Regions from separate parts of the Homo sapiens genome. Here region 1 is linked to region 2. A link is a contact called in ENCODE Hi-C data. All regions are on one chromosome and are shown on one strand. The core of a region is the stretch at or near the end of the contact, and the rest is flanking DNA. Distances in the headings are between cores, read along the strand shown.

Region 1 (6,155 bases), core at 1,102-3,601, 840 kb after region 2:
TGACGTGTCTGTTGTGTGGCTCCAGAATTGAAAGCCTGAGATTTGACGTCTGCATCTTCACAGTCGACCTGTTAGAAGGGCCCCCCGTACACACACACTCCGCCCCAGGGAAAGCAAAAGCCACCGCACACAAATCTTTCAGAGGTGGCACCAGCAGGAAGGAGAGTGTTGTGCCTCATGGCAAAAGGAACATTTAACCGTTCAGAGAAGAGTCTGTTCAAACTCCAATTTTGGAGCAGAATGAATACAAGTTGAGAAAACGGAGTGGTTCTAGGTGAAGTGGACTCCTGAACGACTTTTCTAAAAAGATGTTGTGCTGAAGAGTATACTCAGTGTGGTCAGAAATGTCAGGAGAGTGCTTTCAATGGGTCCAGCTGCCACTTGTTTAAACAAGCCTGACTCCCCCCCTACCCCGCCCTTCCAGCTGGGGAGAATTTGCTCTGCAAGAAAAACAGATCTGCGCTGCCTCCAGCAGAGGCTGAATCCTAATCATCCTAGCTTACTATTACAGCAAAGCAACTTCCCATATCCTATCTCATCAGCTTTTAGGTTTAGGGTAGGCACTGTTAACTCCCTTTGACCAGAAACTGAGGCACAAGGACTCCCAGGTAATTACTGTCTCACATATAATGCTTCTGAACGTCACCCAGGTGACAGAGGTTTGTCACCAAAGGTGCTGTAAGGGAAAAAACGTCAAGCAACAATTCATTCCACACCGAGAGAAACTCTTGCCAATCCAAAGTACGCTTCTTAAGGCTGGATTCTCAGGCACATTTATTATAGTGAGTTTAGAGACCTAGAGTCCCACTCCAGCAAAGGTGCCCCCTAACCCGTGAATGCTGTGCATTATGGGATAAAATATACGTCACAGGGTGGTGGCTCACACTCCACCGTCAGTGTTTTGGGGACGAGAATTGAAGTGTGCAAAAGAACACTGGGTATTTCTAAGTAGAGGCAACACACACACACGTAAGACACCGATTTCCACTCCTGGCTGCAAAATGGAATCGCCTGGGAAGCATGACACTTCTAAGGCCTCGGGTGCTTATGTCATTGGTCTGGGGTCCGATCTGGGCACCCAGAGTTTTAAAAGCTCCCCAGGTGATTCTAATATGTAGCCTGCGTTGGGACCCACGGCCGTAAGAGACCTTCCAGGAATGAGAAAGCAAAAGTTGGATAACTTGGGAGAAGGGGGGCTTGGTAGGGTCTGGGTTACAGGCTGTTTCTTGGGTTATCTGATGTTTAAGATGCCTGAAGAATCAAAGAGTCTAAATGCCCGTGGCCTCTATTTTCTTATCTGTAAAAGGGCACAATGTTAAAGACTCTACCCTCCCCCAAAGGCAGGACGGTCCTGTTGGACGGATCAGGGGGTGAGAGGATAGGAGGGGGGCTAAGGGGAGGGGGATGAGAGGAAGGGGACTAGGGGAAGGGGAGGTGGACTAAGGGGAGGGAGACTAAGGGGAGAGGGGACTAAGGGGAGGGGGGCCTGCGGGAGGGGGGACTGGGGGAGGGGGATAAGGGGAGGGGGATAAGGGGAGGGGGACTAGAGACGAGGGGGACTGGGGGAGGGGAGGGGGACTAGGGGGAGGGGAGGGGGACGAGGGGGAGGGGAGGGGGACGAGGGGGAGGGGAGGGGGACGAGGGGGAGGGGGACGGGGGAGAAGGGCGAGGGGGCGGGGCGGGTGCCCTGGCTCGTGTGAGGGTAGGTGAACTGGGACTGAGGTGGGGACGAAGCCGCTCTCACCTGCGTCGTAGAAGGCGTCGAGCACGGCCGTCTCCCCGAAGTCCAGCTCCCCGAAGGGCACGGAGGTGAGGTGAGCGCCCTCGGCCTCGCAGGCCCGCAGCAGGCACTGCCGCGCCCCAGCCTCCGGGCCGCCGGCCGCGCCGCCCTGGGAGCTCTCACTGCGCACGTATACTGCCCGCAGAGCCCGCCGCGGCCCGCCCCCACTCTCGCCCTCGCCGCTGCCGCCTGCCGCGCCCTCCGCCGCCCCGTCGGGCTCCGCCGGCCCGGCCGCGCCCTCCACCCCCGGCGGCGGCGGGCACTGAGGGGACTCGCTCGCCGCCCCGAGGGCCCCGGCCGGAGCATTCCCACCGCCGCTCTCCATGTGCCCGCCTGCGCGCCCTTCCCCTGGGCGAGTGGCCAGCGGCTGCGATCCGCTAGGAGGCACAAGTTACAGCAGCCGCGCAGGCGGTCCCGGCACCTGCTCCTGAAGCGCGGGACGCTACGGGAATCGAGGGAACGGAGCGCACCGGGGACCCCGCGGCGGGCCGAAGACGGCAGTACCCCTAGGCTGCAGCCTGACGCTCAGGCCCCAAGGCCCCCAGCGCCCTTTGAAGGCCGGAGAGAAAGAGGCGGGGGCTGGGGACGTCAGGGCGAGCGAGGGGCGGGGAGGGGGCCGGGGAGGGCGGCGGGGCAGGAGCGGGGAGGGTGCCCCCTGCTGCCCCCTCCAGGCAGCGCCCGCCCGCAGCCGGGAGACGCCGAACACGGGAACAGGAATTGGGGTTGTTTTTTTTTTTGTTTTGTTTTTTGTTTTTTGTTTTGGCCATCCCTCTAGCCTGACCACCATTAGGAGCTCCAATTTCTTTTTTCTCAAAACAACTTGAAGCATTCGAGCAGGGTAAAAACTCTTTCAAAGCATCGGTTGGATGGAAATGTTCTATTCCCAACTCAATACAGACGTATTAATAGTTTTCACCCGGCATTGGGATGAACGGATGCTTCATCCCTGGTTGCCAAGCGCACGGCCCCCCGTGAGCCCTGTGCCGGAGGCGAGCTCGTCCTGGCTTTCGCCGTGACCTTGACAAGGCACAGGGAGGCACCAGCAACAAATTTTGTCTGGAAGATAGACTCCAAGTACGCTGCCTGCCTGACCTTTGAAAATGCCGTGAACTCAAAGGGGCCCTCACTCGGATCTTAGGCACTTCACGAATTTGGACACAAATATTAAAAGAAAATAGTGTTACCACTGAGGGTAATACCATTATTCTTATTTTTTATCTTTTTTGAGACAAAGTCTGTCGCTATCGCCCAGGCTGGAGTGCAGTGGCGCGATCTCTGCTCTAGGCTCACTACAACCTCTGCTTCTCGGGGCTCAAGCGATCCTCCCACCTCAGCCTTCAGAGTAGCTGGGATTACAGGCACGCACCTCACCATGTCCGGCTAATTTTTTTTTTTTTTTTTTTTTTTTTGTATTTTTAGTAGAGACGGGGTTTCACTATGTTGGCCAGGCTGCTGTCGAATTCCCGAGTTCAAGCGACCCGCCCGCCTCAGCCTCTCCAAGTGCTAGGATTACAGGCGTGAGCCACCGCACCTGGGTCATTGTTTTCTAAAAGATAGAATGCACCGGACGCTGTCACAGACTTGGAGGTTTTTCTTTTTTCAATTGCAATATTATTTTTAAACTTTATTTTTAATTGACAAATAATTGTATATATTTATGGAATACAATCTGTTGTTTTTCATTTAAGTTCAGGGGTATATGTGCAGGTTTGTTACACAGGTAAACTTGTGTCATTGGGGTGTGTTGTATAGATTATTTCATCACCCAGGCATTAAGGCTAGTACCCATTAGTTATTTTTCCTGATCCTCTCCTTCCTCCCACCCTTCACCCTCTGATAGGCCACAGTGTGTGTTGTTCCCCTCCATGTGTCCATGTGTTCTCATCATTTAGCTCCCACTTATGAGTAAGAACATGGGGCATTTGGTTTTCTGTTTCTGCATTTGTTTGCTAAGAATAATGGCCTCCAGCTCCATCCATGTTCCTGCAAAGGACATGATCTCATTCTTTTTTATGGCTGCATAGTATTCCATGGTGTGTATGTACCACATTTTCTTTATTCAATCTACCATTGATGAGCATTTAGATTGATTTCATGTCTTGGCTATTGTGAATAGTGCTGCAATGAACATACACATGTATGTGTCAACAGAGTGAACAAACAACCTACAGAATGGGAGAAAATTTTTGCAAACTATGCATCTGACAAAGGTCTAATATCCAGCATCTATAAATAACTTAAATTTACAAGAAAACAACAAACAGCCCCATTAAAAAGTGGGCAAAGGACATGAACAGACACTCTTCAAAAGAAGACATACATGTGGCCAACAATCATATGAAAGAAAAGCCTCAACATCACTGATCATTAGAGAAATGCAAATCAAAACCACAACTAGATACCATCTCACACCAGTCAGAATGGCTATTATTAAAAAGTCAAAAAATAACAGATGGTGGCGAGGCTGTGGAGGAAAAGAAACATTTATACACTGTTAGTGGGAGTGGAAATTAGTTCAACCATTGTGGAAGACAGTGTGGCAATTCCTCAAAGACCTTATAATGGAAATAACATTCCACCCAGCAATCCCGTTACTGGGCTTATACCCAAAGGTTTTCTCTTTTTTAATAACAGCTTTATTGAGCTATCATTCACATACCATACAATTCACCCATTTAGAGGGTACGATTCAATGAAAGTTTTTAGTATATCCACAGCGTTGTGCAGCTATGGCCATAATGAGTTATACAACATTTTCATCACCCCACGCCCCAGTGCAAAAATCAATCAGTACCCATTAGAAACCACTCTCCCTCCTTCCCAACATCCCCAGCTCTAGGTAACCATAAGTCTACCATCTCTGTAGATTTGCCTATTCTGGACATTTCATACAAATGGAATCATGCAATGTGTGGACATAGGTTTTTGAGCATATACCGGAGCAGGATTTCTGGGTCACATGCTAACTCTACAGTTTTTTTTAGAAAACGTTTTTATAGAGATGGGGTCTCACTATCTTGTTCAAGCTGGTCTCGAACTCCTGGCTCCTACCTCGGCCTCCCAAAGCACTGGGATTACAAGTGTGAGCCACCACACCAGGCTTACCTCTGTGTTTAACCTTTGGAGAAATTTCCACGGTTTTCCAAAGTGGCTGCACCGTTTTCCATTCTCACCAACCAGCAGTGTTCCAATTTCCCTGCATCTTCACCAACACTTGTTATTGTTTTTGGATTATGACCATCCTAGCAGGTGTGAAATTGTACTTCATGATGGTTTTGATTTCTATTTCCCTGATGGATAATGACACTGGGCATCTTGTCATGTGTTAATTATTGGCCATTTGTATAACAACTTCTGAGTGATGTCTATTCAAATCCTTTGCCCATTTTTTAATTGAGTATTTGTCTTTTTATTATTGAGTTGTAAGAATCCTCTACATATTGTGGATAGAAGTTCCTTATCAGATATGTGATTTGCAAATATCTTCTTCCATTCTGTGAGCTGTCTTTTTACTTTCTTGAGGGTGTCCTTGGCAGCACATCACAAGCCATTTTGACACGTGCAGGATAGGACTTATAAAACATTTCAGCTTCTTTGCATGCTTCAGTACTAATACAGTCCACCTCCCACCCCCAAAGAAAGCAGAAACTATCTGTATAAATCCATGAAGAAATCCTGCCCTCGTTCCAGCCCTGGCGGAAATCACAAGCAGCTTCCATGTGCATCCTCGTCTGTGGTCAACGAATGGAAAATGGGTTCTGAGGAAATCTGTGAGAACACACAGACCAGGCTGGGAAGCAGGAAAGCTCAGAAAAACTCTCCACACCTTGTTCTAAGACATTTTTTGTATGATGCTATAAAAGGACACATGTATTCTTTGTAACGTTGTAATGCATAATAATAGTAATTTTCCTAATATGCCTGTTCATCTGGAATTATTCCAGGGACTGCCACAGCCTTCAGAAGGGCAAAGATGCCCACTTAAAATCCCTTGCCAGCATCTTGCTGTTGTCCCCATCACAATCTTCCCGAATTCCTCTCAGCTCTCACTGGGGCCCTGCTGATGGAGTGAGACCCACGGGAGCTGTGAATTCTGGCTTGAATAAGAGCTTCCTCTAAATACAAACCCTGCTGAGTAAATGCTGAGAGCGCAGCATTTACCCAGCTAACGAGCACCTTCCCTGAAGTTGGGACACACAGCCCACCTTCTCATTGTGTGTAGCAATTTGCACACCTGAAGCATGCCCTGGCCCCTTCCCCCAATGTCCTTCCTACCTCCCCCCAGCCCCACTGAGAAGAAAATTGCAAAATGCTGGATTCGTTTCTTCTGTTTAATTGAACAACTGTCTTGTTCTTACCTTTGCCTTGCCCCTTA
Region 2 (5,575 bases), core at 2,569-5,068:
GGGCCACTCTGCTGTGAGGAAACCCTTGTTGTCACAGCAGGAAATTTCAAGGCGTGTCTATTTCTTGAAATGTACCTTGCAACCCATGAGGAAAGGCGCGCTTTAGATACACACAGGAAAACCTAGTTTAGTCTCTTGGATTGGGTATCACCAACCATAGAGCGTTCCTTCCCATGGAAACAGATGAAGCCGAGAAGAAAAGCATAAAATTATGAATGATTAAAAATGGTCTGTAACCAGCTTCCAATCTGCTTGAGAAACAGGAGGAACGCACGCAGCAGGCTGCAATAATGTCCCTCTCGTGAAAGAGAAAGAAGGAAATTGCTTCTGGTGTGAAAGTGTTACTATTTTAGGCGACAGGCATATTCATGGGTAAATCTGTTATCTGCACATGCTTCAAACACAGATGAACCTCAACCACATATGCTAAGCGAAAGACAAAAGACCACATGCTGTGTGACTCCATTGAAATGAACTGTCCAGAACTGGCAAATCTTTAGAGACAGAAAGTCGATCCGTGGTTGCCCAGGGGCTGGGGGAGGGGGGAGACAGGGAGAATGGGGAGCGAGGGCTTAATGTTTGGGTGATGAAAATGTTCTAAAATTAGATTATGTGCTCCACAAATCTGTAAATATACTTAAAACGATCGAACAATAGACTTTCAATGGGTGAATTTAAGAGTATATAAATTACATCTCAATAAAACTGCTTTAAAAAAACCCCTGCAATCTCTGATGGTAACACAGTCACCTATAAGTTGAGGCTGAAGGACTTTTTTTGTTTTTATATAATAAACATGACCAAGTAATGAAGTAAGATATTTTAATACGATGGATGTTCTAAAAATCCTTATTGGCATTGAATCCAATATGTGCGGTGTAAGAGAAATAGAAGCCTGACTCAATTATAAGACATAGGAAGCCAGGTGCGGTGGCTCATGCCTGTAATCCCAGCACTTTGGGAGGCCGAGGCAGGCAGATCACCTGAGGTCGGGAGTTCGAGACCAGCCTGGCCAACATGGAGAAACCCCGTCTCTACTAAAATTACAAAAATGATCCGGGCGTGGTGGCACACGTCTGTAATCCCAGCCACTCGGGAGCCTGAGGCAGGAGAATCGCTTGAACCCGGGAGATGGAGGTTGTGGTGAGCCGAGATCACGCCACTGCACTCCAGCCTGGGCAACAAGAGTGAAATTCTCAAAAAAAAAAAAAAAAAGACATAGGAAATGCCTTACTGTGAGGCTGTGTGCTCTCCGAAATGAACCTTCATCCAACGCCTAAGTGAAGGCAATTTCTTTACCTTATTTCACTGTAATGAGGAGACACTGCCACTGAAGGACAGAAGCAGTGGAGGGTAAATTGGACAAACAGCCTTTGTCTTCAGGTTCCCAGCTGTACAATGGGATGCATCTTTCCCATGTCTATGGGCCTTATGCATCTCCATCTGGATAATATGCTGATTAAGTTCAGTGATTGTGTCCTCTGTCCCCTGGAGCATCCCTCTGGCCCAGGGTAGGGCACACAGTAGGTTGCCAAGCCACACTGGCTATTTTTGGCTGGCTGCTTTCCTTTCAAGTGCTGTTAAAGGCCTGCGTTAAGCAAGTAAGATAATTTAAGCTCCCCAAACCTTCCCACTGGCCCACGTTGCAGGGCACCTGGAGAGACGATGTTCTCTGCTCTTCGTGGACATTTCTGGAGCTCCCCAGCCATGCACAAAGATTGGTAAACTTTAGAACACGAAAGAGTGCTATCCTTCATGCCTCCTGACAGCCTGTCTTTTATTGCTGATATCCACTAACTGGGCAGGTCTAATTTTAAAATGCTTTGGTAAACATTTCTAGGACTTCTTCGCATCGCGGGGGTGGGGAGGTCACAGAACAGGGTTGTTAGACTCAGCACTGTGGAAGAAACAAGGATGCCCTGCATGTCAAGTCCTTTTTTTTTTTTTTTTTTTTGAGACTGAGTCTCGCTCAGTCACCCAGGCTGGAGTGCAATGGCATGATCTCAGCTCACTGCAACCTCCCTCTCCAGCAATCAGACGATTCTCCCGCTTCAGCCTCCCCCGAGTAGCTGGGATTAGAGGCACCTGCCATCATGCCCAGATACTTTTTGTATTTTTGTAGAGACGGGGTTTCACCAGGTTGGGCAGGCTGGTCTCAAACTCCTGACCTCAGGTGATAGACCCGCCTCAGCCTCCCAAAGTGCTGGGATTACAGTCATGAGCCACCGCGCCCCGCCGTCATACACAATGTTTGCCCCCTAGCAGATAGTCAGGGATGAGCTCTTAAAAGAAGGGACCAAGGAATGAATGAATGAATCTCCATGCCAATCACAAAGAAGAGAAATCCGAGAGTGAGCCCTGGGAGTGTCTGACAACCAGGAGTATTTAGATCTAAGCCTTGAAAGAGTCTGCTTAGATTTTCTTGCTGAGGAAAGAGGAGGGGGCAAGGAGTAAAAGGAAAAACAACAAAACCCCAAAGCATCTTAAAGTAGTCAGAGTTACTGGGACAAGTTGCAGACTATTAATTGCAAGGGGAAAAAATCCTAACAGACAACTGGTTTACATGATCCCTACTTAGAAATATACCTTGGGGTTTGCAGAATGACCTTGGAATTATATTGTCACCAGTCTTTCCAAATACTGAGAAATGTGACTAAGTAACAAAAGTCATCAGCCTGGGAAACATGGTGAAAACCCCTCTCTACAAGAAATACAATAAATTAGCCGGATGTGGTGGTGCGTGCCTGTAGTCCCAGCTACTAGGGAGGCTGAGGCAGGAGGATGGCTTGAGCCTGGGAGGTTGAGGCTACAGTGAGCCGTGAAACCAAGAATTCTGATTCTACTTGTGTGAGTTTCGCTGTGTCTGTCTACCAGGTCATTTGCAGAGCACAGAGACCTCCTTCTCCCTGCTTTTTAATTTATTTTCTATAACACACAAATACACGATGTCCACAAAGAAGACAGGCAACCAATTTCTAACATCTGGATGAACCTGAGGAGAAATTCTGAGCAGATGGGTACTTGAGAATTGAGAGAGGCATGAAAGAATATTATTTCAAAGATTGAGAGGGAATTGGAACTGGATGACATTTTACAGATTTGCCCTTATTTTTTCCTAATTGAAGCATATCACTTCTGCTAGGGTCATATTTAGAAATTTTAAAATGAGTGAGTGTACTGAGTCTCCGAGGTTTCCTGACTCTCAGTTGGATTATGTTTTTTATTAGATTCCAGTGGTACTGGGTATGTTACGTTAATCCATATTTAAACTAGGTTGACCTTACACCCCAATTTGCCCTGGATGGTCCTGGGTTACACCTGTCGTCCCAACAGAATTATTAATAGCATCGTCCTCCACCGTCAATAGCATTCCGGTTTGGAATATTAAATTCTACAATCACTCCCACTTTGACTCCTAAAAGTTTTCCAGAATATGCCATACTTTCTCATTAATTGTTGCAACTTATGGCTATTTTATAGATTTCTGAGACCCATCCTGTTTTCTGTTGGATTTTAAGCATCCTTTGAACTTTAGAAGGCTCCTCACAGAACTGGAAAGCCATCCACACAAAGACAACTGTTGTTCATTAATAACACATGTTAGTTAATTAACGTGTTGCTAATTAATAATATTTATATTATTCAGGCTATATTCCTATTTATCAACGATATTAATTAAATTATGTATTAAGTATGCAATGAATGTCAATGGTTGAATAGCACATACCTTCATAGCCAAAGAGAAGTAATAACAAAAAGCCTTCTATCTTGCGTGACATCTTCCCCTCGTCCTCGGCCAAAGCTCTACCTTACTGAACTGGAGAGCTGGCCCAGGAGCAGGGGATTAAGTTGAGCCCTGGCCTCATTAAGCATCTTAATCCATTTAGTTCTTAGGTCTTTGGCTGAGCCCCATCAAGTTAACCCACAGAGTTACCTGCCTCAACAAGGAAGTCTCATGGAAGATACTAGCATCAACTGAGATTCAGTTCGCGAGGAAGATACTTTTCGTTCTTTTTTTTTTTTTTTTTTTTTTTTTTGAGATGGAGTTTCGCTCTTGTCACCCAGGCTGGAGTGCAATGGCGCCATCTCGGCTCACTGCAACCTCTGCCTCCCGGGTTCAATCTAGTCTCCTGCCTCAGCCTTCCGAGTAGCTGGGATTATAGGCTCACGCCACCACGCCCAGCTAATTTTTGTATTTTTAGTAGAGATGGGGTTTCGTCATGTCAGTCAGGCTGGTCTCGGACTCCTGACCTCAGGTGATCCACCCACCTCGGCCTCCCAAAGTGCTGGGATTACAGGCGTCAGCCACTGCGCCCGGCCCATACTGTTCATTCTATCTTAATGTAAGGGAAGCAATGGAGGGAGAGAACTACAACCAGAAGTCTCAGGTTTTCGTCCTTTCTTCGCCATCATTTTTTAGGGGGTGACCTTGAACAATTTCCTGCCACATAAGCACTAACATTCTCGAATTGTATGAAAATGTCATGGATTCCCCTCTTTGAAAGCAACTAGGCATCATGTGCACACCTATTCACTCAGGAAAATGCTAAATTTGGTGGTGGTGGGAGGACAGTTAACACAAAGCTGTGCATTGCTGTGTTACTTTTAACAACAACAAATTGGAAACAATCTAAATGGCCAAGGTTAGGGGGCTGGTTAAGTAAATCAAGAGATGAGTGCAGCCTGGTAGGTTTAAGAGCACAGACTGCCAACCCAGACTGGGTGCCAAATCGCAGCACTAGCACTTGTTACATTGTGACCTCAGGGCAAGTTATTAATATCTCTGCGCCTAAACTTTCTCATCTGTAAGATGATGATAATAATGCCTACTTTCGAGAGTTATTTTGAGGCTTACAAGAGATCATATGTATAAAATACTTAGCACAGTGCTAGACATAATTAGCTATTATTTTTACATCACCATTCAGAATAAAGTTGATGGGAGGAAAAGGGGAGTTGTTTAATAGGTATAGAGTTGAGTTTTGCAAGATGAAAAAGTTCCCGAGATCTGTTTCACAACAATGTGAATATACTTAACACTACTGAACTGTACACTTAAAAATGATTATGGTGGGCTGGAGGTGGTGGCTCACACCTGTAATCCCAGCACTTTGGGAGGCCAAGGCAGGCAGATCACTTGAGGTCAGGAGTTCGAGACCAGCCTGGGCAACATGGCGAAACCTCGTCTCTACCAAAAATACAAAAATTAGTCGGGCGTGGTGGCGTGCACCTATAATCTCAGCTACTCGGGAGGCTGAGGCAGGAGAATCGCTTGAACCCAGGAGGCCGAGGTTTCAGTGAGCCGAGATTGTACCACTGCACTCCAGCCTGGGTGACAGAGCCAGACTCTGTCTCAAAAAAAAAAAAAAATGGTTAAGGTGGTTTTAAAAAAGGCCGGGCACGGTGGCTCAAGCCTGTAATCCTAGCACTTTGGGAGGCCGAGGCGGGCGGATCACGAGGTCAGGAGATCGAGACCATCCTGGCTAACACGGTGAAACCCCGTCTCAACTAAAAATACAAAAAATTAGCCGGGCGAGGTGGCAGGCGCCTGTAGTCCCAGCTACTCGGGAGGCTG

Evidence for each region. A loop is a pair of places that touch in the nucleus more often than their neighbours do. Pooled maps may share reads with other maps.
Region 1: a loop to region 2 is called in a map of naive thymus-derived CD4-positive, alpha-beta T cell, with 6 times the contacts of the local background. The contact joins the promoter of MAP3K15 here to the promoter of RS1 in region 2. A Hi-C loop is called at or near these places in 1 of 168 maps with a recorded cell type or tissue (naive thymus-derived CD4-positive, alpha-beta T cell) and 1 of 50 pooled maps.

Annotation. Positions count from the first base shown.
Region 1 is chrX:19,513,157-19,519,311 of GRCh38, forward strand. It overlaps MAP3K15 (mitogen-activated protein kinase kinase kinase 15), which reads right to left and starts at 2,352. Exons shown (of 29, transcript NM_001001671.4): 1 at 1,745-2,352. The coding sequence starts at 2,105.
Region 2 is chrX:18,668,290-18,673,864 of GRCh38, forward strand. RS1 (retinoschisin 1) reads right to left here and starts at 3,819. Exons shown (of 6, transcript NM_000330.4): 1 at 3,728-3,819. The coding sequence starts at 3,779.